Linked DNA regions of Homo sapiens: region 2 is linked to region 1. The links are chromatin loops, found by intact Hi-C in ENCODE. Cell type or tissue: endothelial cell of umbilical vein. All regions are shown on one strand. Each heading gives the region's core, and the rest is flanking DNA. Links, peaks and the distances in the headings are about the cores only. Region 1 overlaps TIAM2 (TIAM Rac1 associated GEF 2). Region 2 overlaps TFB1M (transcription factor B1, mitochondrial).

Evidence for each region. A loop is a pair of places that touch in the nucleus more often than their neighbours do. Peaks named below come from ENCODE experiments on the same cell type or tissue, not always from the same donor. Only the 100,000 strongest peaks of a DNase experiment are listed, where the experiment ranks them.
Region 2: a loop joins it to region 1, with 6 times the contacts of the local background. A loop is called at or near these places in 13 of 110 quality-filtered maps.

The regions. Positions count from the first base shown.
Region 1 is chr6:155,184,753-155,196,072 of GRCh38, forward strand. All of the region lies in intron 14 of TIAM2 (TIAM Rac1 associated GEF 2), which reads left to right. Among named protein-coding and RNA genes, the nearest start is that of CLDN20, 74 kb to the right of the region's middle. RefSeq lists enhancers at 607-1,414, 1,415-2,220, 2,703-3,206, 11,177-11,320. In endothelial cell of umbilical vein, for the core only: no CTCF peak of the experiment used is centred there; DNase peaks (open chromatin) are centred at 3,849, 4,489 and 6,139; H3K27ac peaks cover 3,779 bases.
Region 2 is chr6:155,267,923-155,279,242 of GRCh38, forward strand. The region is part of intron 5 of TFB1M (transcription factor B1, mitochondrial); the gene reads right to left. CLDN20 (claudin 20) reads left to right here. Exons shown (of 2, transcript NM_001001346.3): 2 at 7,694-8,626. The coding sequence starts at 7,798. The coding sequence ends at 8,457. Among named protein-coding and RNA genes, the nearest start is that of CLDN20, 9.6 kb to the left of the region's middle. In endothelial cell of umbilical vein, for the core only: no CTCF peak of the experiment used is centred there; a DNase peak (open chromatin) is centred at 5,699; H3K27ac peaks cover 3,281 bases.

The DNA.
Region 1 (11,320 bases), core at 1,192-9,191:
ATTCAATAAGGTATCTCGTGCTTTCTCCTCCTCTCTTGGGGCTTTCCTCTAATTTAAAATGCCATTAAATGGACTATTGGCATATAAAAGTGAATGTCATAAAACAAAAATTATGATGGAACTTATTAATTACTTGGGTATATTAGGGCCATCATTCAGCTACCCTGGGCTGCTGTTATGGGCCTGAGTATTCCATATAATACATACATGTGTCCATTTGTTGGATTCATTACTCTTGAGGGATACATTCACTACCTGTGTTATGTCTCTATGTATTTTATCATAATAAGAAATTACCACAGAGGCTATAATACTTTTGGTACTTGCGGGAATGAATTCCTGTAGAAAGTAGAGAAAGGGGCAAATTTACCTTTTTTTTTTTTTTTTTTTTTTTGAGACAGTCTTGCTCTGTCACCCAGGCTGGAGTGCAGTGGCGCAATCTTGGCTTAGTGCAACCTCCACCTCCCGGTTTCTAGTGATTCCCTTGCCTCAGCCTCTGAAGTAGCTGGGACTACAGGAACATGCCACCACGCCTGGCTAATTTCTGCGTTTTTAATAGAGATGGGGTTTCACCATGTTGGCCAGGCTGGTCTTGAACTCCTGACCTCAAGCGATCCACCCTCCTCAGCCTCCCAAAGTGCTGGGATTACAGGTGTAAGCAACCGCGCCCGGCTGTTTTTCTTTTCTTTTTAAATTTTTTTTTAAATAGTAAGGATCAAGCAGGTGAGTTAAGCCACTTTTATTTATTTATTTATTTATTTATTTATTTATTTATTTATTTATTTATTGGCAAGGAAACAGAATAAAGAGGCAGTCCTGGATCTGTTAAATAGCTATTCTATTACTCATCTTAGGCAGCCATTCGGACTGTCTAATCCTTTACAACCAATGTCTGTGTGGACAGAGAGCTTAGTTAGCCAGGCAGGCACGGTGCTTGTCCACATCACGTCCTCCTGATGGAATCTTGCAGGTTCTTCCACTACCAGCCTAGTGGGAGCCACTAACCCTTTCCTGGTGTCCTGGCAAGACTGTGCTCTGTGGGTGTGACAGTCTCCCAGGCAGCGCCCCGCCCACCTCTGCCCTGAGCTTTACCATTCCTCCCCTCTCCTAAGCTCCAGGTGGCTGTTCCATAGTGATGTCGCCTGTGCTGGAAAAAACAGCCCCAGCAGACTCCTTCCCCAGACACCACAAACAGAGGCTTTTCTTTTTCTTTTCGAGGTAGTTGCGTTGCTTGTGAAGGAAGTTACATGCCTTTGGGCAAACATCTCAGAAGGAAGTCTTCCATTTTGAAGGTTGAGGGGAAAAGAAAATAAGGGTAGGTGGGTGGATTAAAAGATAAAAGTGAAAAAAGACCAGGTCTCTCATTCATATGCAACATCTGAATGACAAGAGAAGCCTGTGTTTGTGGAAACTCTGAGAGATGGCAGGGTGACAAGCATACAGGTTTTGAGTCAGACGTGGGTTCAGGTCCTGGGCTGCCCTATACTGGTTTTTTGACTCACCCAGGGAGTTCTGGGCTTTGGTGGATGCTACCCCAGCCTCTTTACCCTGGTGGAAACGGTTCTGAGGTGCAGTCTACACAGCTCTGCAGATGGGCCCTGGAATGAGCCCCAGCTGTACACAGCAGCCTCGCTTTCACACCTCCCATGGGCTTCCTGCCCTTCTTGCCTCACTGTCCCTACCCCTTCCTTTGGGAATCTCGGGGTCACCTTCCAAATAAACTTCTGTACTCAAGTCCTTGACTCAGACTCTGCTTTTAGGGGAGCCCGAATGAAGATGCTGAGCCTCACTTTTCTCATCCAGAGGATAATGTTTCTCCCCTGCCCCTGTGGTCCCTGTGAGTTTGGGGGAGTTCCTGTCTGTGGCATGTTCAGCCCAGCGTTTCACTTGGCAGGAATTCTGAAAACGTGCTTCTCCTCCTCCTCCCTCGCTTTTGCAGCTTCCTGTTTTATTAAAAATTACCTTGATTTACTTTTGCAATGAATTAGAAAACAGTAATCCCATTTTTTAACTAAAAAAGTTAAAATTTACGGAAATCAAAAATTTAAATGACTTTGAAAAACAGTTTTTAATACAACTTTGAATTATAACTTAGCAGTGGCCGGCCATTTGAGAGCCTGCCTTTCCCTAAATTTCACTTTCCCTTGGCATTGCTAGAAGGCAACCATGTACTTGAAAAGAAGGAAAGTTCTGTTTGCTTTTCCAGAGAAGCCAATCCTTTGCTTGCTATAAAAACCAAATGGCTGGCTCTCTGGGAAAGAAGACCTGTTTTTTTAAAATAGAAATTATAAGAATATCAGAAAGTAGATGAAAAGGAAAGCCTTAAGCACTTGTTTGGGCTTATGTTGCCCTTCCAAGCAGAATATTTATAGCCCCCTGTCGAGCACTTAAAATGTGTGGGGGACCCTGGGAACAAGCTACACAGAGTTCAGGGCTTTCAGTCATATCCTGAAGTTTACGTTGCTTAACTTTTGTCTCTTGATCAGTTTCAAGTGGGAAAAAAAATCTGTCTCTGTCTATATCTCTATATCTAATGAATCTTTTACTGAAAGAAGTGTTAGTCACAGTGGCAGGTCCCAGGAAGCTAGGGGGTTGCTTGTGGGTTGCTATTAAGGTTCTGCTTTTCTAGAAAAGAAGCATCCTTGCAGTATTTGACATTCATTGATACTAATAATGTTTAGGAAAATGGGTCTCAAACTTCCTAGTGCCCAAGACTCACCTGCTGAGCTTAATGAAAATGCAGATTCCAGGGTTTTGCTGTGGGTGCACCTCCTGCAAGAGGCTTGGGGCAGTGCAACCCCCCCTCCCCCACCCCGCCCCCTTTTTTTTTTTTTTTTTTTTTTTGAGATGAAGTTTTGCTCTTGTTGCCCAGGCTGGAGTGCAATGGTGCAATCTTGGCTCACCGCAACCTCCACCTCCTGGTTCAAGGGATTCTCCTGCCTCAGCCTCCCGAGTAGCTGGGATTACAGGCATGCACCACCACGCCTGGCTAATTTTGTTTTTTTAGTAGAGACAAGGTTTCTCCATGTTGGTCAGGCTGGTCTCGAACTCCCAACCTCGGGTGATCTGCCCGCCTCGACCTCCCAAAGTGCTGGGATTACACGTGTGAGTCACTGTGCTCGGCCGCAAGCCCCATTTTTAACTTGCGCAGGTGTGGAAAGCAGCCTTGGAGAGCCAGCCTCTCTAGCCTGCATTGGCTGGAGAGCAGCCCCAGGGCTGGCGTGAGCACTCCCGCTGCCCCTTGGCCATTAGTCTACAAGAGGTGGCCTGAACTGAGGCAGTAGGACTTACTGTTTCCTGAGGCCTTCTATGCCGAGGTTTTGAGGATGGAATGAGATAATGTGTGCAAAGTTCCCGGCACATGATCTCTGTTGCGCATGTGTGTTCTTAGGAATTGTGTGTCCCAAACCTCCACCATTGTCTTTCCTCGTGCGCTCAGAATGCAGGCAGTCGACTCTTAGCTCACCTCGTTTATTGCTGGGCCCGTGCTTGGAAGACACCATGTTCCATTTGGCAAATCGCTTACACTGGGAAGCAAAGAACTTCCAGCATTCACCAGCTTCACTCCACTATGCCTGTGATGCTCTGTGAGGAGCGGAAGAGACAGGAATATATGGAGAATCGTTGAGGGTTCAGTATGAAGTTCCTCTGTTGCCTACAAAATGAGTGACCATTTGATTTTGCCTAGAAGGGCTTAAATTTCTGTTCTAGTTATTCACAGTGGAGAGAGGAAATGTCCGTAGGCTGTATTTGACTTGAGCGGAAATATCATCTGTAAAAACTTTTTATGGAGAGAATTAATTTTACCACTGGAATTCCCCAGAGAGGCCAGTGTTATTTCAGAGCCAACAAGGCAACCATTGAAGGGATTGGACAGGCCAGACCTGTTTATACTGGGATCCTGTTAATGCCATACTTGTGATTTGTGTATGAAAATCCCTTTTCTAGTGTTTGCCATCTTTTGAAACATTCCAGCAGCTTTTAAGAAAGTCTCATTGGGCATAGAGTTTCTGAATAAAGTCTTTATGTAAACACTGAACTTGTCGCATTAATGAATTCTCCATCTATAAACAGCCATTAATCCTACCTTGTTAGGATTGGAGGTGTATTTAATAGGGGACAAAAATAGAAAAGACCTATGTTCCTCCTTCCATTTAGACGATGTAAATCCAACACAGGCTTACCAGATGATGAAGGTAATTGCAGCCTGAGGTTCTTTTTTTAGCCTCCACGCCCCCTTTGAATCATTCTTTTTTTAAATCGCTGTGAGTAGCGTTGAGTCTCAAGCTACCAGAAGCCACTTCGATGTAAATTTGCTCTTTGGAATGAATTGCTCTTGGGAATGTATGTGTCCATTATATAGCTTCTCACCAGGGAAAAGCATTATAGAGCCAGCTCTGATGTGGCAAACCCACTTATTTCCTGTTTATGAGAGTGAGGGCATTTTGGCTTCCATAGCCTGTTTAGGATGACTAACAGCATTTAGCTCAGAGAATGCTCTGTTTGTGTGTAAAACTGCTATTAGTGAGTCTGGCTGGCTGATACCCCAGATTTCCAGATGTAAAAACATATTAGTGTTCCTAAAGATGAGTGGTACTTTTTTTTTTTTTAAATCAGAAAACAATCTGATTGGGAAATACTGGTTTTACCAGGACACAGAACTTTGGTCTCAGAATTACGAGTTTGTTTTGTCTGTGCTGAAGATCGGTTTCATTTCCACCAGTGTGGAAGTGAGCGTGTGGCTTTCTTTTAGTGGTGGAAAAAATTAAGATCCTGGATACTAATTTCCTTATAAAACTTAGTTTTGTTTGATTCTCTTTTTCTTATTCTCAGTCATTTATTTATTCACTTGTGTATTTAACAGATAACCTTTTGTTAAATGTCGAAGGTACATAAAGGTGAATTACACATTATTTCATACTCTCAAGAAGCTCATAGTTGAATTGGAAAACACTTGTAAATCCTGGCTCCAAAGAAAAAAAAAATTGCAATGAAGAGAATTAGAGGTCAGAGGTGGGATTTCCACTAATTTTTCTGTTTTACAAGAGCAAAGGCACCCAGAAGCAAGGCACAGGGCTCTCAGCATCAGCATCAGAGGACAGTTTCTAGAAGGGTTTGTGTTTGATCTCAGCGCTGCAGTTGGACAGGCCATGGACCTGGAGGTGTGTGGTGGGGGGATTTGGTGGAGGGAAGGGCCTTTCACATAGAGCAAGCAAGCTGGAAGACAGAGGCTGCATGTAGAGGTCACGGGAAGAAAGGTTGGAAAGTCTATTGGGGCCAGATTGTAGAAAACCCTGAATTCCAGGAATTTATAACGTATCGTTGCATGTATCTGAAAAACCAACTAGCTAATTAACTAACTAATGAATATTGTATTACTACTTCCCCCTGCCTTCTATAAAATATAGAGAACTTGTCTGCTCATTTGATGGCCACTGGAGTGTGTGTGTGACTTGAAAAGCTTGCCCCTGCCTGTCACCTCTCTGATCCCACCACTCTAGCTTCATTCCTTTGGATCTTAAAGTATTGTCATGTTGAATGATCAGAAGCCCCTTATAAAATAAATATTCAGATGTTTTAGAGGAAAGAGTGAATAAAGGAACCCCTATATGTTCTCTGTAAAACCTAAGTCTTCCTCAGCACTGGGAAGCCGTCTCCACTAAAGTGTGGTCCTCACCGGTCCCCTTTAGGGGTGAGGTAGATGGATTAACATCCTGCTGGCCTGTGACAGGGATGGCTGGTGGGGAGGGGACACCCCATGGCAAAGAGGACCAGGCAGTATGAGGGTCAGGAGGAGAGATGTTAAATAAACGTTCCCAGCATTTTGAGTAAAAATCAGTCTTGGCTTTTCTCTCCGAACATTAACTATAAATACAACTTTCAGATAAAAATCTACAGAAGTTCTCTGAAGCACACTGTGTGAAATATCTGTTGGCTCTGCCACTTTTGATAGACATTTGAGAGTTTGGGATGCCAGGCAGGTCTCCTATGAAGGTAGAGTGAGCCGGCTCTCTGTGAAGCAGTAGTTCTATGAAACTATTGGCTGCTGAGAAGAGGAAACTTTACAGCCTGTTACATAAGGAAAAGGAAAAAAAAAAAGATCTCACTTTCCTGTCGGTGTTATGAGTACTGGCTGCCAAATGGTGCTTGTTTGTGTTTCTATTTTTTTCCTCCTTCTTTTGTAAGGGGCTTGAAAATGAATTCTATTTCTCACTTTATTCCTGCCTATGAAGGAAGTGAGATCATTGGGAAGGACCAAGTATGAAAATCTTCTTTTTAGCTCTCGTGTTTAGAGATAACTGTATTGTGACACTATCTTCGCTTTTTCAGATTGGTAATACATGCGCATGGTACAAAATGCCAGCAGTGTAGAAGGGTAAACGGTGACAGCTAAGTCCCCCTAAGCTACATCGGGCAGTGGTGAAGAGCATGGACACCATCTGATGACCTGGTTCAGGTCCTGGCTCCAGCCTCTCCTACTCACTAGCTGTGTGACCTTGGACAAGTCACTTAACCTGAAAGCTCAGTTTTTCCAAGTGTAAAATGGTCTAGGATTTTTGTAGGAGCAACGGACTAGTATTTGGAAAGCACCAGATACTGCCTGGCACGTAGTAAATGCCATGTAAGTGTGTGTTGAATACGCAGATACATTCCTCCTACCCTGTTCTTAGCCATGCAGTGTCTCTTCCAGAGGTCATCATTGTTCTTAGTGTCTTTCTCATCCTGGCCTGGAGAATTCTAAATATTGGGGAAAATTGGCTGGGCGCGGTGGCTCATGCCTGTAATCCCAGGACTTTGGGAGGCTGAGGCAGGCCAATCATTTGAGCTCAGCAGTTCAAGACCAGCCTGTGCAACATGGTGAAACCCTGTCTTTACTAAAAATACAAAAATTAGCCAGGCGTTGTGGCGCACACCTGTAGTTCAAGCTATCACTCGGGAGGCTGAGGCAGGAGAATCGCTTGAACCCAGGAGGTGGAGGTTGTAGTGAGCCAAGATTGCGCCACTGCATTCCAGCCTGGATGACAGAGTGAGACTCTGTCTCATAAAAAACAACAACAAAAAAAAAAAATTGGGGAAAATAATGGGGTATTTTTCTGCCTTGTTTTTACTCCATTGTCTTAGTACATGGCTATGGTGGAGAGAATAATGGCCCACCCCAAACATGTCCACATTCGAATCCCCAGAACCTGTGAATATGGCAAAAGGGATTTTAAATTTCAAAAGACTTTGAAGATATGATTAAGTTAACTATCTTGAGATGGGGGATGGATTTTCATGGATTATGTGGGGGGCCCAGTGTAGTCACAGGGGTCTTTACTGGAGGGAGGAGGGTCAGAATCAGAGAAGTAAATGTGATGAGGGAGGGAGAGAGTTGACAGCCACGAGCCAAGGAATGCAGGCAGCCTCTAGAATTTGGAAAAGGGATGGAAAGAGTCCTCCCTTACAGCCTCCAGATAGAACACAGCCCTGTGGCCTTAATCTTCTGATTTTCAGAACTGTAAGGTAATAAACTGAGTTTACATGTCAAGCACCATGTTTGATGGCAGAAATACAAACATGAAAAAAAAACAACACAGTTCTGGTATTCGGGGTGCCATGGTCTGGAGGCAGACGTGTGTACAGACAGCAGTCATAATCCACTATTGTCATTACTCTAGTTTTACAGTTCTTGGACTTGTCGGTCTCTTTCTGGACGCTTTACTGTTAAAAATTATTGAGGGCCCTAAAGAGCTTTAGTTATGCGGGCCACATCTATATCTATTGATATTGACTGTATTAGAAATGTAAACTGAGCAATGTCCAAAATGTTTGTTTAACATAACAATAGTGGATCCATTTTTATGTAAACACAATAAACATTCTTTTAATGAAATGTCTCCTCAAACCAAAAAAAAAAAAAACTTAGTGAGTAGCCTTATTTTACATTTTTGCAAATTTCTTTAATGTGCATCTTAATAGAAGAAAACTAGATTCTCATATCAGCATCTACATTCAGTCTGTTGCAGTGTATTGCTTTGGTGGAAGTTATTTAAAGAAAATTCATTCTTATACAGGTACATGTAGTTGGAAAAGGGAGGAGTATTTTGATACTCCTTTCAGACAACTGTGGATATTCTTTCATGTGTTCCCAAACTCAGCAAGTGGCCATTTCTTCAAGGTTGGTTGCAATGCGGAACCTGAGGCATTATTGGTGGACTTTTCTTATTTGGTAGCATTAAAATTCATTGGCCTATCTTGTACTTGGAATAGATCTTTTACTCATGCGTGATTTCATAACATGCATTGTTTATTTGGAAATATGGAATCACTAAGTTATGTAGATCTTCCAAATGTGGACATTTCATTTCACAGTATTAAAAATTACTTTCAGGCCAGTCACGGTGGCTCACACCTGTAATCCCAGGATTTTGGGAGGCCGAGGTGGGAGGATGGCTTGAGGCCAGGAGATTGAGACCAGCCTGGGCAATGTAGTGAGATCCTATCTCTACAAAAAATAAAAAATTAGCTGGGCATGGTGGCTTGTGCCTGTAGTCCAAGCTACTTAGGAGGCTGAGGTGGGAGGATTGCTTGAGTCTGGGAGGTTGAGGCTTCAGTGAGCTGTGGATTGTGCCACCGCACTCAGCCTGGGGGACAGAGCGAGACCTTGTCTCAAAAAAAAATGTCACACTCAGATCTCATTGGAAAAGTATTGGGAAGCTCACGGTGGCAGATACAAATTTTCCAAAATTCTGATTTTTGTTGGACAGTTTGAATTATATCTACCAATACCGTCAGGCTCATTTTGTTCATTTTAAAGAAAATGTTTTTTTCTCACCTTTATTTTCCAAGTAAAAATTGTGGTTCTTGAAAAAAGACAGTTAGTTCCGCTCCCAACACAGTTGTACATATGTTTTTCCTCAATGCTACGATTGTGCTTGGGTATGCAGCTGACGAGTTGTATGTGTGCTTCCTGAACATGTTCCAAGGGTGGAGGTTTAGGAAAATTACCAATTTTTGCTGCTCCATTGAGGACATTCTTAAGTGAAACTGGCGCATTTTTAAATGTAAGAGTGTGGCAATGAAGAGCGCAATGGTGCTGAGCACAGTTTGGTGTTCCTGCCTTATTTGTGCTGAGACAGCAGCAGATGCTTTGCACCATCAGTGCACATGTCCTCAGAGAGCAAAAGGCAAATGACATTTGACATTTGACATTTTTCTGAAAATAATTTTCAACTTGTGGACTCCCTGGAAGGGTCTTGGTGACCCCAGGAGTCTACAGACCACACCTGGAGAAGGGCTGTTCCGATACATATGGAGCAGCAACACAGAGGAGCAGAAAACTCATGTTCCAGGTTGATCAGGGCCACTCTCCAGGGAGGGTCTCACCTTTGTTAACCCCTAGGGAATGAGAAGGTAGATGAGGGGGCATAGAGCGTTCCAGGCGCAGAGAAGCCGGGAGGAGGCCGGGGCTGTCTAGCTGTGGGGAGGTGTGTGAGTAACTCAGATGGTTGGAGACTCAGGTGCAAATGGGGAAGAGGAGAAGGTAGGGTGAGACAGGTGAGCAGGGCCAGGTGACAAAGGGTCCACGGAGCTGCGAGCAGCCTGGATGTAAAGATCCACAGGGAAAAGATGATCAGGGTATGGTGGGTCAGATTTGTAGGTTAGAAAGACAGGCAGCCCCGGTGCCAGCCAGGGAAGGGCATTGCAGCTGCTGCTAGTCCTCTAAGAGATGACCAAGGGTGGCCAGGCACCAATGGGCTGAGAGGTGGGTGGCACAGCATGGCAGGCAGTCCCTGCCCTTCCCTCCCTCAGAGCACATAGGTAGGAGGAGATACTCTGTCCTCCTCCTTTACAGGGACTCTGTCTTGTATTTGTCACCAATAAATCACTGGGCACATAAGTAGAGTCATTCAACAAATATTTGCTTGAACATTTGAACAAATGAGTAGAGGATATAGGAACAACAAGACTCAGAATATGAGAAAGAAGAAAACCCCAGGTCTTCCGCTTTAAACATTTCAACATTGACATGATTTGGCTGTGTCCCCACCCAAATCTCATCTTGTAGTTCCCTTAATCTCCATGTGTCATGGGAGGGACCAGGTAGAGGTAATTGAATTATGGGGGCGGTTTCCCCCATGCTGTTCTCATGATAGTGAGTTCTCATTAGATCTGATCATTTTATAAGGGGCTTCCCCCTTTGCTGGGCACTGATTCTTCTTGCTGCCACCATGTGAAGAAAGACATGTTTGCGTCCCCTTCCACCATGATTGTAAGTTTCCTGAGGCCTCCGCAGCCCTGCGGAACTGTGAGTCAATGAAACCTCTTTATTTTATCTATTACCCAGTCTCAGGTATGTCTTTATTAGCAGTGTGAGAATGGATTAATACAAACATTAACTTTATTTTTCAACAAGATTCTAAGGCTTAAGGTGTGCAAAATAAAACTTGTAACTAAGAAGGGAGCTGTGGCTTTGTTTATAGCTTGAGATTGAATCCGGGTGCAAATAATTTGAGAAGTTTTTGCCTTCAAGGTGGAAAATGAACTTCTATACTTAATCCTGAATTCAGGCACATAAATTAGGTCCATGACATGAGATTTGCATTTTTTTACCCCATGGTAGGTACCCATCGCCTGTGAAGATCACACTGAGGCCAAGCTGAGAAACCAGTGATCTCTGGAGAAAAATATTTTTCTCTCATTTTACTTTTCTCTGGTTTATCAAGTATTTAGTTACTGCCTGTTGTGTCAGGCATTGATCTAGGAGGGCTAGAGATAAACAGTGAACACAGCAGGTAAAAAAGCATCCTTGCCCACGTGGAGCTTACTTGTATTTTAGTGTGTGGACATACAGAGTAAGCGGGAACCTCACAATTAATAAGTTATATAATGTATTCACAGATGATAAGTGTGACGGAACAAAAATTGATCAGGGTGGGAGGGATGGGGAGTAGGGGCCAGGCTGGTTGCAGTTGTGCATAGGGCAGGCCGGTAGTGCTCAGGGAACAATGGACACCTAGGAGCACAGGCTTGTGGGAGGTCAGGGATGGGGCCACGTGGCCGTCAGGGGGCAAAGCCTTCTAGGCTGAGGGAACAATCACATGTGCCCCGATGTGGCCTGTTTTTCGGCAGGTGTGCCTGGAAGGGCAAGGGAAGAGCAGAGCAGTGAGAGGTGAGGCCCAGAGGAAGTGTGAGGCCAGATCAGGCTGACCTCAAAGACCATTGTGAGGTCCATTTATTGGAGGGAAGGGAGAAGCCGTTGCAGAGAAGGAGGAGCAGGGAAGTAGTGACATGATCTGACGAGTGATTGGTAAGGATCACTGAGTGTTGCTGAAAATGG
Region 2 (11,320 bases), core at 1,343-9,342, 83 kb after region 1:
TACTGTTAGATTTTTCTGTAATTTGTCCACTGAAACATCTGAAACCAATACAAGCCCAAAGCCCCTTCTACAAATTTGTTTTCAAAATGTAGACAGGAAATTTTGGGTTCTTTTTACAGACCGAAGATGCCCTTGACTACATTATATATATTTAATTATATTTCCAGAATTTATGAACACCCTTTATCTTGAATCCATTTCCTATGCAATATCTCTACTCATCTAGTTATTTCCATTTAATCGCTCCCATTACCACAGCCTCCCAGAGTCTGTCTGTCTCCAATTCTGATCTCTTTAAATCCTCCACACCATAGCCAAGTGCTCTTAAACCACAAATTCCACCACAAAAAAACACTCTGATGGTTCACACTGCCTCTAGTGGTGGCCTTCAAACTCCTTCTTGAAGAAAATGTCAGCCACCAAAGTGTTTCCCCTTAACCCTGATCCCCAGGCTTCTTTGATTAGGGTAGAGGTCTCTCTCATAAGCCTGTTACTGTGATCCAGTGATGAGAAGATGGAGTGCAATGCTTTATAAACTGTTAAGCTCTATGAAAAGGTGTGGTATTGTTATTTCCAAAATACTCAGTTAAATTACTGATTCTTTCAGAAAGACAATAAAAGCCTACCTGAACATCCAGATTAACATCACTAAGCAACACCACACACTAAGGGAAGCTAAAGTAATTTCTGCTTAAAGATAAATGAAAACATGATCTGTGACCTTACCCCCAACCCGGTGCTCTCTGAAACATGTGCTGTGTCCACTCAGGGTTAAGTGGATTAAGGGCGGTGCAAGATGTGCTTTGTTAAACAGATGCTTGAAGGCAGCATGCTTGCTAAGAGTCATCACCACTCCCTAATCTCAAGTACCCAGGGACACAAACACTGCGGAAGGCCGCAGGGTCCTCTGCCTAGGAAAACCAGAGACCTTTGTTCACTTGTTTATCTGCTGACCTTCCCTCCACTATTGTCCTATGACCCTGCCAAATCCCCCTCTGCGAGAAACACCCAAGAATGATCAATTAAAAAAAAAAAAAAGAAAAAAGAAAAAAAATTAAAAAATTAAAAAAAAAAAAAAGATAAATGAAAACATTCTAAAGAAGAAAGATGGACTGCAATCACTCAACCCACAGTGGACTTTGCAGGACTGAGAAGTAAATGCTGATATGTAAAGCTACAGAGATTTCTGGGTTAATTTGTTTCCATAGCTTATAAACTACCAAGAGAGGTAGGACTTACAAATATGCTCTTTTCTAATTAGAGGTGGGGCAATGCTATGTAGTATGTCAGGGTTTCAAAAATCATTGTTTTGGGACTCAACCCCATTCCTGCAATTTACTCATTTTATGGCCTTAGTCAAAAGTTACTTCTCTGTAGCTTAGTTTTCTTTTCTTTTCTTTTCTTTTTTTTTTTTTTTGAGATGGAGTCTCGCTCTGTCACCCAGGCTGGAGTGCTATGACACGATCTTGGCTCAATGCAACTTCCGTCTGCTGGGTTCAAGCGATTCTCTTGCCTCAGCCTCCCGAGAAGCTGGGGCTAATGGCATGTGCCACTACGCCTGGCTAATTTTTGTATTTTTAGTAGAGGCAAGGTTTCACCATGTTGGCCAGGCTGCTCTTGAATTCCTGACCTCAGGCGATCCGCCTGCCTCAGCCTCCCAAAGTGTTGGGATTACAGGTGTGAGCCACCACGCCCGGCCAGTTTTCTTGTCTATAAAATTCTTCTTATCTGCTAGGTTTGTCTTGAGAATTAAGTATTATAGCACCTTAAACAGTACCTGGCATATGGAAAGCAGGTTATAAATGGTAGATAATGTTATTAGCAAGATGACAAACTAGAGTTCCAAAATTACTTAAAATTCTAGTCCTGCTTAGAAATAAAATTGTATTTTTAATCATTCAAGTGCAATTTATAGTTTAACATTATATACTTAAAGTCAGTTTCTGAATTCATTCATTGGGCAAATATTTATTGTATCCCTACTATGTGCCAGGCACTGATCCTGGCACAGGAGAATCAGTGATGAACGAAACAGAGAGAAGTGCTTGCCCTGTGGGGCTGAACTTCTACCTCAGAGGTCTTGCGCTACAGTGGAAGCAGAAGAGGAGCTCAGAGGTGGAAGGTTCTTGTTCTAGTCTGAAGTCAGAAACAAAACAACTTGTTGACTCAAGGGATGTTGGGTATGGAATCAGGGATTACTTTTAAGATCTCAGGCGGCCAAATGGAAGGAAGGATTTGCCACTAATGAACCTGGGAAGACCGTGGGGAGAACAGTTTGGGAATGGTCAGGAATTCAGTTTTGTGCCATGACAGGTCTGAGCTATCCATCAGTGACGCCAAGTCAGCAGACAGAAACACAACTTGGGAGTTCAGGGGAGAGGGCTGGGCAAGAGATTTAAGCTGAGGGGTCATAAGACTTACCTAGGAGAGTCTCTGGACTTAAAAGATTAATATCCCTTTAATGTCCACATCAGAAGTGGATAGTAATGTTGATAAACTATATTTCTATTTACACTTCTACTTTCCTAGCTCCTTTTTTATATAAGAAATTCTGCCTTCATTAAAGGTCTATAGCTAACGAAAGTTGCTTCCAGTTCAGAAGTTTTCCTTCTAAAGCAGGCAATTAATATTTTATAGGATTATTGTTTTCATCAAGGCAAAAAAATAATCAACATGTTTTGAGAATAGAAATGTACATTAAATGTACATTAAAGCATGCTTAACCCATTTATCCTCCAGCCAGCTTCCTTATGCTAGAGGTTAGAGTGGGGAGCAGCCGGGTCCCTCCATCTGCCATCAGTCAGCCTCACAAAGCTTATGTCTGCACTAACAACCATGGCGACCAGCGAAACAAGCCAGGACGCTGGAGGGCCCTGGTGAGGTGTCTTCGGATGCAGCACTAATGACACTGCTGCGACTATTAGTGTCTGCAATTCAACTCAACTTCTTCCAGTATTTATTTATGCACTGAATTGTTTGTATTTCCCATGAAATAAAATCAAAGAACAAAGCCAGTACACATAAAGCTTACAACGACTTAGAGAGCTAAGACTTAACATGTAATCAATACTATGGCTGAAAAGCAAACCCACAGATGTTAGACTTAGAAAAGAGGAAAAAGAGTATCTTGCTCAATGCAAAACTTAGGATTAAAACAAACCAAAACAAAAAATCCAGATAACCGAAACATGTGTTTGTTTATTTACTACTTTTAAAGAAATGATTAAAGTCTAACATGGTTATTAACAGTTGTTAAATTTAAAAATCCAATAATAAAATTATCTTCTTTCTGTATAATGGCTATGAATTTATAGCTTGTAGAATAAAACTTACTGAGGAAGAAAAAAATGAGAACCCAAAAGGATGGCAGTGAAATCCATCTGTACCATTATTCATGGGCTACAACCTCAGTATCTGATCACAGTCTTATCTGATGTGTCTCATCACATCATTTTGGGTAATTTATTCATAACATTTCCTGAATCTCTATAGTTATACTCCACAAATCTAAGTGGAAGCAATAACAAGAAAACTCAGGGCACCACACACACAAAAATACCTGTAGGTTTAGTGATCAGATTCTAGTCAAAAGTTGTTGCTGGGTTTTCTTTTTTCTTTTATTGAAAAAAATACATATGTTAAAAAACTTTCTTCTGAATGATTATTTTGAAAATTAACAATTTTATGAATTCAGGTTCCAGACAAGTCAAGAATACCAGGGAAAAAAGGGAGTCTCAACTCTCATTTGCAAGGCACGACATTGTTAAAAATATTTCAGACCACATTCTTGAACTGAGGACATAAAATAATACATTATATCTTTCAACATAGAGAAAATTTCAAAAATAAGTTATAACTATGTGACTAAAACATTATATTAAAAGAAAAGAAGGCCTTTTTGTGAGCACCCAAATAATTCCTCCTCTGTACACAGTGACACAAAAGCATTTTTAGCTTTCAGGTTTCAACAAATCCTGTTGTAACAACAATTCCCTCCCTTCCCCGCCTCTCCTTTCTTAATTCTCCCACATCTCAAAAAATGAGATGGAGAACCTGGTATTTATCTTCTAACACCATCAGCAGTTTTTACCTCTCAGATTTCTACGTTGTCCTTTATTTGCTTTTTTCAAGTTAACTTATTGGAGCTTTATAAACATATCCAGAATTTCTGAAATAAGCCTCACGTATATGGTTTTTCTTCACCATAACTAACTGAGGTTAATTTGAAGACAACTGACCGAAGGAGTTAAGACAGTGAAGGCTACTGACAAAAGGTATGGTAAATAAAACCTGTCTTAATGCTTAGAGATCTAAGAATAGGTCTTTCGGTATTATTTAGTTCGAATTATAAGCAGTAAATCTGCTTTTAAATATTATTTTTGATATAAATAAACCTTGTCTGGAAAGCTGACTTTACATTTTAGTGAAATCTACAACAGACTTTCTGTTGGCGAGTAGTTCATAAACTGAAGGTGCCTGGGTTCTGTTCTGTGTGCACTGTGTTTTGGGACCATGAGAGAGTTTTCACTGTAGACCATGTAAGTGTTTACATGCGACCCCTCCCCTCTGCTTCTGCTTGCCTTCACAGTATTTCTCTACCACCACCACCACAGCTGCTGGAACAAAGTGTGCCTTTATTCTCTACGAGATAGAAATTTTGAGAGAACAGGCCACAAACGGTATTATACTCGTGGCTGGAGGGTAAAGCGCAATGCAGCTAAAATGCCAGTATATTTGTATGAGCAGAAAGTGACCTTCATTTGGAGAACAAATTCTTTCTACATAAGTTCTCTATGCAGAAAAAAAAGCATTTGAATCCAATATTCAACAGTAAGCAAGCACTATGCTAATTAAATGACACGTCATATTGTTTACACTGATTTTGGCTGTCTGTAATTGATCACTGCCAGTACTTGTTAATCATGATGAACAAACTGTCTTCATGTCTGAAATATACTGAAAGTTATAAAATATATCAGTTAATGGGAAGAAAAGGATTATAATTGGTAAGCTGAACATAGATTGACAACAAAGGTTATTCAGTCAAAGTAGAAAGAAAGAGAGAGGGAGAGAGAAAAGTGAGCAAGCAGATGCTGTTAGAAAATGTTCCAGCAACCCCACACTTGAAGAATCCCTAAGCTGAAAATGGTCCAGAGGCAGTAATTTAGCAAGCTGGCTGGAGTCCGAAATGCTAAAACCTAAACTTGAAAGCAGCTATTACAAAACTGTAAACATGTGCTTGATTTTTTTTCTAGAAACTTTAACTTTTGTTCTATTTTGGTCTAAGTTTGGAAAACAGAAAAGAAACTGTATGATAGCAGGTGAATCCTAGGCACACTGATGTCTACAGATAAGTCTGACTCTTAAGAACTTAAAATCCTAGGGAAATCCTTTTCTAAAATGGTAAGATTTACATTTTCAGATTATGAACAAAAACAGAACAGCACAATCCAGATAGTCTAGGATCTAATGTCTTAGAGAATCAATGTTTGTAGCTATGCAAAGTTTATACTTTAAATATAGGCAATGGATTAGTACTATTTCAAATATTTAACCAAAGCCAGGCATCAATCTCCTTGCCGAGTCATCTGAAGCTGAGCCATGTGGCCTATTAACATCCTCTACAGTCCTTTTTTTCCTTGGTGGGGAGGGGAGTGGGTGAAGTAGACAGTTAATGGTGCTTTTTGCCTCCAGATACAGTGTTTTCCCTGGTTCCCAAGGGAAACACACAGGGGGAGAAAGAATTTCAGCAGGAAGTGTTGTGGTAAAAGGGGAAAGGATGCGGGATGACCCTGTGAGGTAGGAGGGGTGGAGAGAGATCTGGACGCTGCAGGTTGGCTGCTGAAGACTGTATGACATGGGGTGATATCCTATCTGAACATTCTGATCTGAAAAAACAAGGATGCTTGAGATTGTCTGTCTGAGGTTTCTTTCAGCTCCAAGATTCTATGAAAATAAATCAGCCCAAGGAAGGAAGAGAAAAAGGGAAAAGATCCAAATAATTTTAAACATCAATTGTCACAATACATAAGAAATAAAAATACTAATAATGATGTCAATTTTAAATTACTGAGGACTTTCTGTGGCTTAAATATTGGTCTAAGCCCTTAAAATGTATTAACTTATTTAACCCTATGAACGAAGTATTTCAATCCTCCCCATTTTCCAGAAGAGGATACTGAGGCACAGAGAGGTATAAAGCTAAGAACTGGCCCAAGTGTCTTTGACTCAAGAGCCTGTATCACCTTTTGTAAAATACATATGAATCACGACAGAGCCACTTTAGCATACCATTCAAAATTAACTCAGAATGACAAAGAAAGTCAGTACTGCAGTATTTCAGAAACCATTACATTTTTCTCAAATAAGGCAGTAAGCAGTGCCAGATGGGCTAGATAGGGGAACAGGAATAGAAAGATGGAATCGAAAGCCTTTTTGTTTCTTAAAACACAGCCAAGCCACAAAGTAGGTGGTCTTTTCCTTCCTCTTAAAAATAAACAAAGAAAATAAAGGGTTAATTTATTTCTGGTATCCTTTCACATACAACTAATGATGTGGTTATTTCTGGTATGTATTTTTGAGATCTGCCATCACTACTTCTGAATTGTTCAGAATAGCCGGCTTCATTTGGGCCAGGAAATGATTCTGGTCCCAATTAGAAAGGACCTCATGTTCTTATATACAAAAAACAGTGGCTTAATTGTTTTGAGTACCAGGCACCTGAAGTAAAACAAGTACTAACCTCAGTCAGGATTTTGCAAACAGGTATTAACTAGAACTTAGGGATAACCATGCCAGTGACTCAGACTTCTTTCCACTGCTGTCCTTCCTCCTCAAATGGTTCACTTGGGCTATGTGCCTGGCACTGTGGGTGTGTCATAAAGATCTGTTTATGAAAGCCACTTCCTAAATACTTTTCTAAAATGTATTTATAAACCATCTTTAAAAGGTGGCCTTAATTTATTTTCTTCCTTATTATGTATTGAGTATTTTCATTAAAAATAAAATCATTTGGGCGAGGCGTGGTGGCTCACGCCTGTAATCCCAGCACTTCGGGAGGCCGAGGTGGGCGGATCACGAGGTCAGGAGATCGAGACCATCCTGGCTAACAGGGTGAAACCCCATCTCTACTAAAAATACAAAAAAAAAAAAAATTAGCCGGGCATGGTGGCGGGCGCCTGTAGTCCCAGCTACTCGGGAGGCTGAGGCAGGAGAATGGTGTGAACCCAGGAGGTGGAGCTTGCAGTGAGCCAAGATCGCTCCACTGCACTCCAGCCTGGGTGACAGAGTGAGACTCCATCTCAAAAAAAATAAAAATAAAAAATAAAATCATTTGAAAAACCTATAATGCTATTAAAATTCTTTATCAGATACTATAGCTGGAATTTCAAATGTCTAAATCTCCTAACAACGTACATGTCCACGCTACAGTTTCAGCATATGTTGAGTTTTAAAAAGAATTAAGTGGGCAACTGCTTTCTTTATGCCCTGTATCAACACCACCCATGCATATCACTCAGACCAGTCTTCAAGGCCTGGTGGGAGCTTTTCTCCTCCAGCCTACAGCATCCTCATCTGCTTGGGGGCTGGAGAAGGGGGATACTCAGATGTGTTCTTGGCTCCTACTCTAAAGGGAAGCCTTTTGTTTACTTACTTTCTTTCGCTCAATCCTGGTTTTGCCTTTTTTCCTTAGGCTTTGTTATTTGGTTCTCTACTGCACAGAAATAGATAGAATTCTGACAGCCATCATTGTTAAACATCAGGATTTTCTAAGAGGACAGACTTAACAGTAACATCATGGCCTCAGCAGGACTCCAGCTCCTTGCTTTCATCCTGGCCTTATCTGGGGTCTCTGGAGTGCTCACAGCCACTCTGCTGCCCAACTGGAAGGTGAATGTGGATGTGGACTCCAACATCATAACAGCCATTGTACAGCTGCACGGGCTCTGGATGGACTGTACGTGGTACAGCACTGGGATGTTCAGCTGTGCCCTGAAACACTCCATTCTGTCCCTCCCCATCCACGTGCAGGCTGCGAGAGCCACCATGGTCCTGGCGTGTGTTCTGTCTGCTTTGGGGATCTGCACTTCCACAGTAGGAATGAAATGTACTCGCTTAGGAGGGGACAGAGAAACCAAGAGCCATGCTTCCTTTGCTGGAGGAGTCTGTTTCATGTCTGCAGGAATCTCTAGTTTAATCTCGACAGTGTGGTACACAAAGGAGATCATAGCAAACTTTCTGGATCTGACAGTTCCAGAAAGCAACAAACATGAACCTGGAGGAGCTATCTATATCGGATTCATTTCTGCAATGCTGTTGTTTATCTCTGGCATGATTTTCTGCACCTCCTGTATAAAAAGGAATCCAGAAGCTAGACTCGACCCACCCACACAGCAGCCTATCTCTAACACACAGCTCGAGAACAATTCCACACACAATCTGAAGGATTATGTGTAAATAACTGAGTAATGCATATGAAATGGAACTTTTGGGTGCCAAATGGGACTTTTAGATTAAAAAAAAATCAGAATTATGCTTAACTTTCCCTACAAAGAAAGTAGAATGTAAAATACTTTAACAACTACAAAGTAGTTTAAAATGCCAATAAAACTATCATATACAATTACATCTGTCTGAAGAGTTCTTTATTTTTTCCATTATTGTTTCCATGTTTTACTTAAAGATTTATAATTGAAAGAGGTTCTGATTACATTCATAAGGCAATTATTTGATAGCTTTTTCAAGATAATTTGCTGATACACCTTTCAAACTGGATTTTATAAAAGAACTAAACTGCCAAGTATAAAAAGTACCTTGCCCTGGTGTTAACCAAGAATATTATCCACTTTGCTATCTGGTTGGCAACAACACAGCAACTTGCTTCTGTTTTAAAGCTACAGTGTGTGAAAGTACATTAGGAATACAAGAGCTGCCTACTCCATTCAGATGCTGCTAAAACCATCCATCCCAAGTCCCCACCTCCTGTGACCAGCCCATTTCTTTTTCATTTTAGAAAACTATCTACATATATTTGTAAGAGCTGACAATATTATATGCAAACTAAGATTAGGCAGAACTGAAGAAATTGGTAAATGCTACCACAGTAAAGAAAGCCAAACCAAACTAAAATCTCTAGGACTCTTAAAGCATTAAGTACAAGCTAAGTGATAAGAACAAAAGTTTGTTTTAAAATGTTTAAGAACTCCCTTCTTCTGCTTCTAGCAAGAGGATTCTCCACAGATTAAGTTCATTTATCCTATCACATTCTGGATTTACTACCATCCCACTTCCTCTCTCATTTATTCATATTTGGATGATAAAAGTTACCTTTGTCACTTTTTCTCTCAAATTTCATTCATGTTAACAAAAACATTCTTACAAATAAGCTGTTTCAATTAATGAATGTCAAAATATATTTTAAAGAATGCTTTTAAAATATAAATTATGATATGTGATTCAAATATTTTAGCAAGTAAATAAAAATCTAGGAAACACTGCCCACTATTGTTTCTAACAATTTATTTGTTAATTGAAGCTTAGTCATTGTCAATGATTCAATGGTAAAGGGGAAAAAAGATTATTTCTTTGTACATTAATAACTCAGGAAGTGGGAAGAATATATTTTACGTAAGTAAATAACTTTCATTTGTGCATACAGAAATAGACTAACATATCCTATACCTATTTTACTGGGTAGACATTCTCTTCTGCAACAATGTCATTAGCTATTACTGGAATAGCTAAAACGAAAAGGTATTATCACAAACGGGAATTAGGAAGGGGATCATTTTGTAGAAGGTTAAATGATTGTTTAAAGTATGTATTCCTTTTGAGTGGTCAAAATGTTATTTTATACACAAGTGTCATACTAAAAAGAATTCTGATGCAAAGAATGATTTCATGCAAATTAATGTGCTAGAACTGCTTTGATCCCATTAATAGTTCTTCTCTCACTTTGCTGAATGTGGCTGGGTTTACATAGTCTATGTAGCCTTTAGTCCTACAGTAAAAGTTATCTTTATATCTGCTATATCATTCTATATATACTTCAAAAATAATTTTTATTTAGCTCTGGAGTATTTTCTTCCTAAGTAGAAACACGAATGTTTCAAACTCTCAGAAAACCAGCCATTTTATATGAAATAATGGCCCAGTGTATTGTTTGGAAGTGGCAATCCTGCAATAAATGATGTGGAGTCTCTCTATTCCTACAGGAATTCCTATCCCGCTGTGTTCATTCCTCCACCTGCACTCCTCCCAGCCTCACTCCCTCACTACCAAAGCTCCTGCTCACCCTTCAGGATTCACACGGACCTCTCCTGTAAACTCAATCCTGACAGCCTAGAAGTTCAAGCCCGCATCTGCACTCGCAGAAAATGCTCTATTTAACAAACTATGAATTTAATAAATGCTCTCATTTAATCCTCACAATAGCTCACATGAGCACACCAAGACTTAAGTAATGTGTACTGTGTAAAAACGCTCTATTTAAGAAGTCATGAAATTATGAGTTTACATGATTGCATCTCCAACTAGACTGGGAGGTGTGGTGTCATTTTTAGCTCTGCATTCTCAGTGACATGTCATGGCAAGTGCTTCCTAACACATGCCAGTCCTGGTCTAAAACCTAACACATGCCAGTCCTGGCTTAAACCTAACAACTCTACCAGGTAGGCACTATTCTCAGGATCTTACAGGACACTGAGGGCGACAGAGGTGACATAAGTTCCCTAACTTGCCCAAGTTCACACAGCTAGTAAGTGGGGAGATGGTTCCAACCTGAGGGAACCAGGTTCTGGAGTCAAACTACCCGGGTGCAAGCCCTGGTGTGGGTGCATGGTTACACAGCATGCATTACTTAACTAAGGTCTTGGTTTGCTTAAGAATGGCATCTACCCTCAGAGTTCTCGTGGGGATTAAATGAGATGATACACAGAAAGCAGTTGGTGCACAGAAAGCATATGACTAGTGTTACTCAATGGTTCTTAGTCTAATCCAGTGGCTCTCCCTGGGGTGAGTTTAGCCTGCAGGGGACATTCGGCAATGCTGGGACACTTTTTTGGTTATCTTAACTGAGGTAGTGCTACTGGAATCTAGTAGGAAGAGGCCAGGGATGCCTTTATGTATCTTACAATGCACAGGACAGACTCTGGCAACAAAGAATTATCTGGCCCCAAATGTCAACAGTTCTGAGTTTGAGAAATCATAGTCTAATTTATCGAATATACTTATTCATTCTTCTTTGATAAAAAGTTACCAAAACAAAACCCAAAAGACCAAAAATATCATACTTTTTTTTTTTTTAACCTGTGGAGCACGT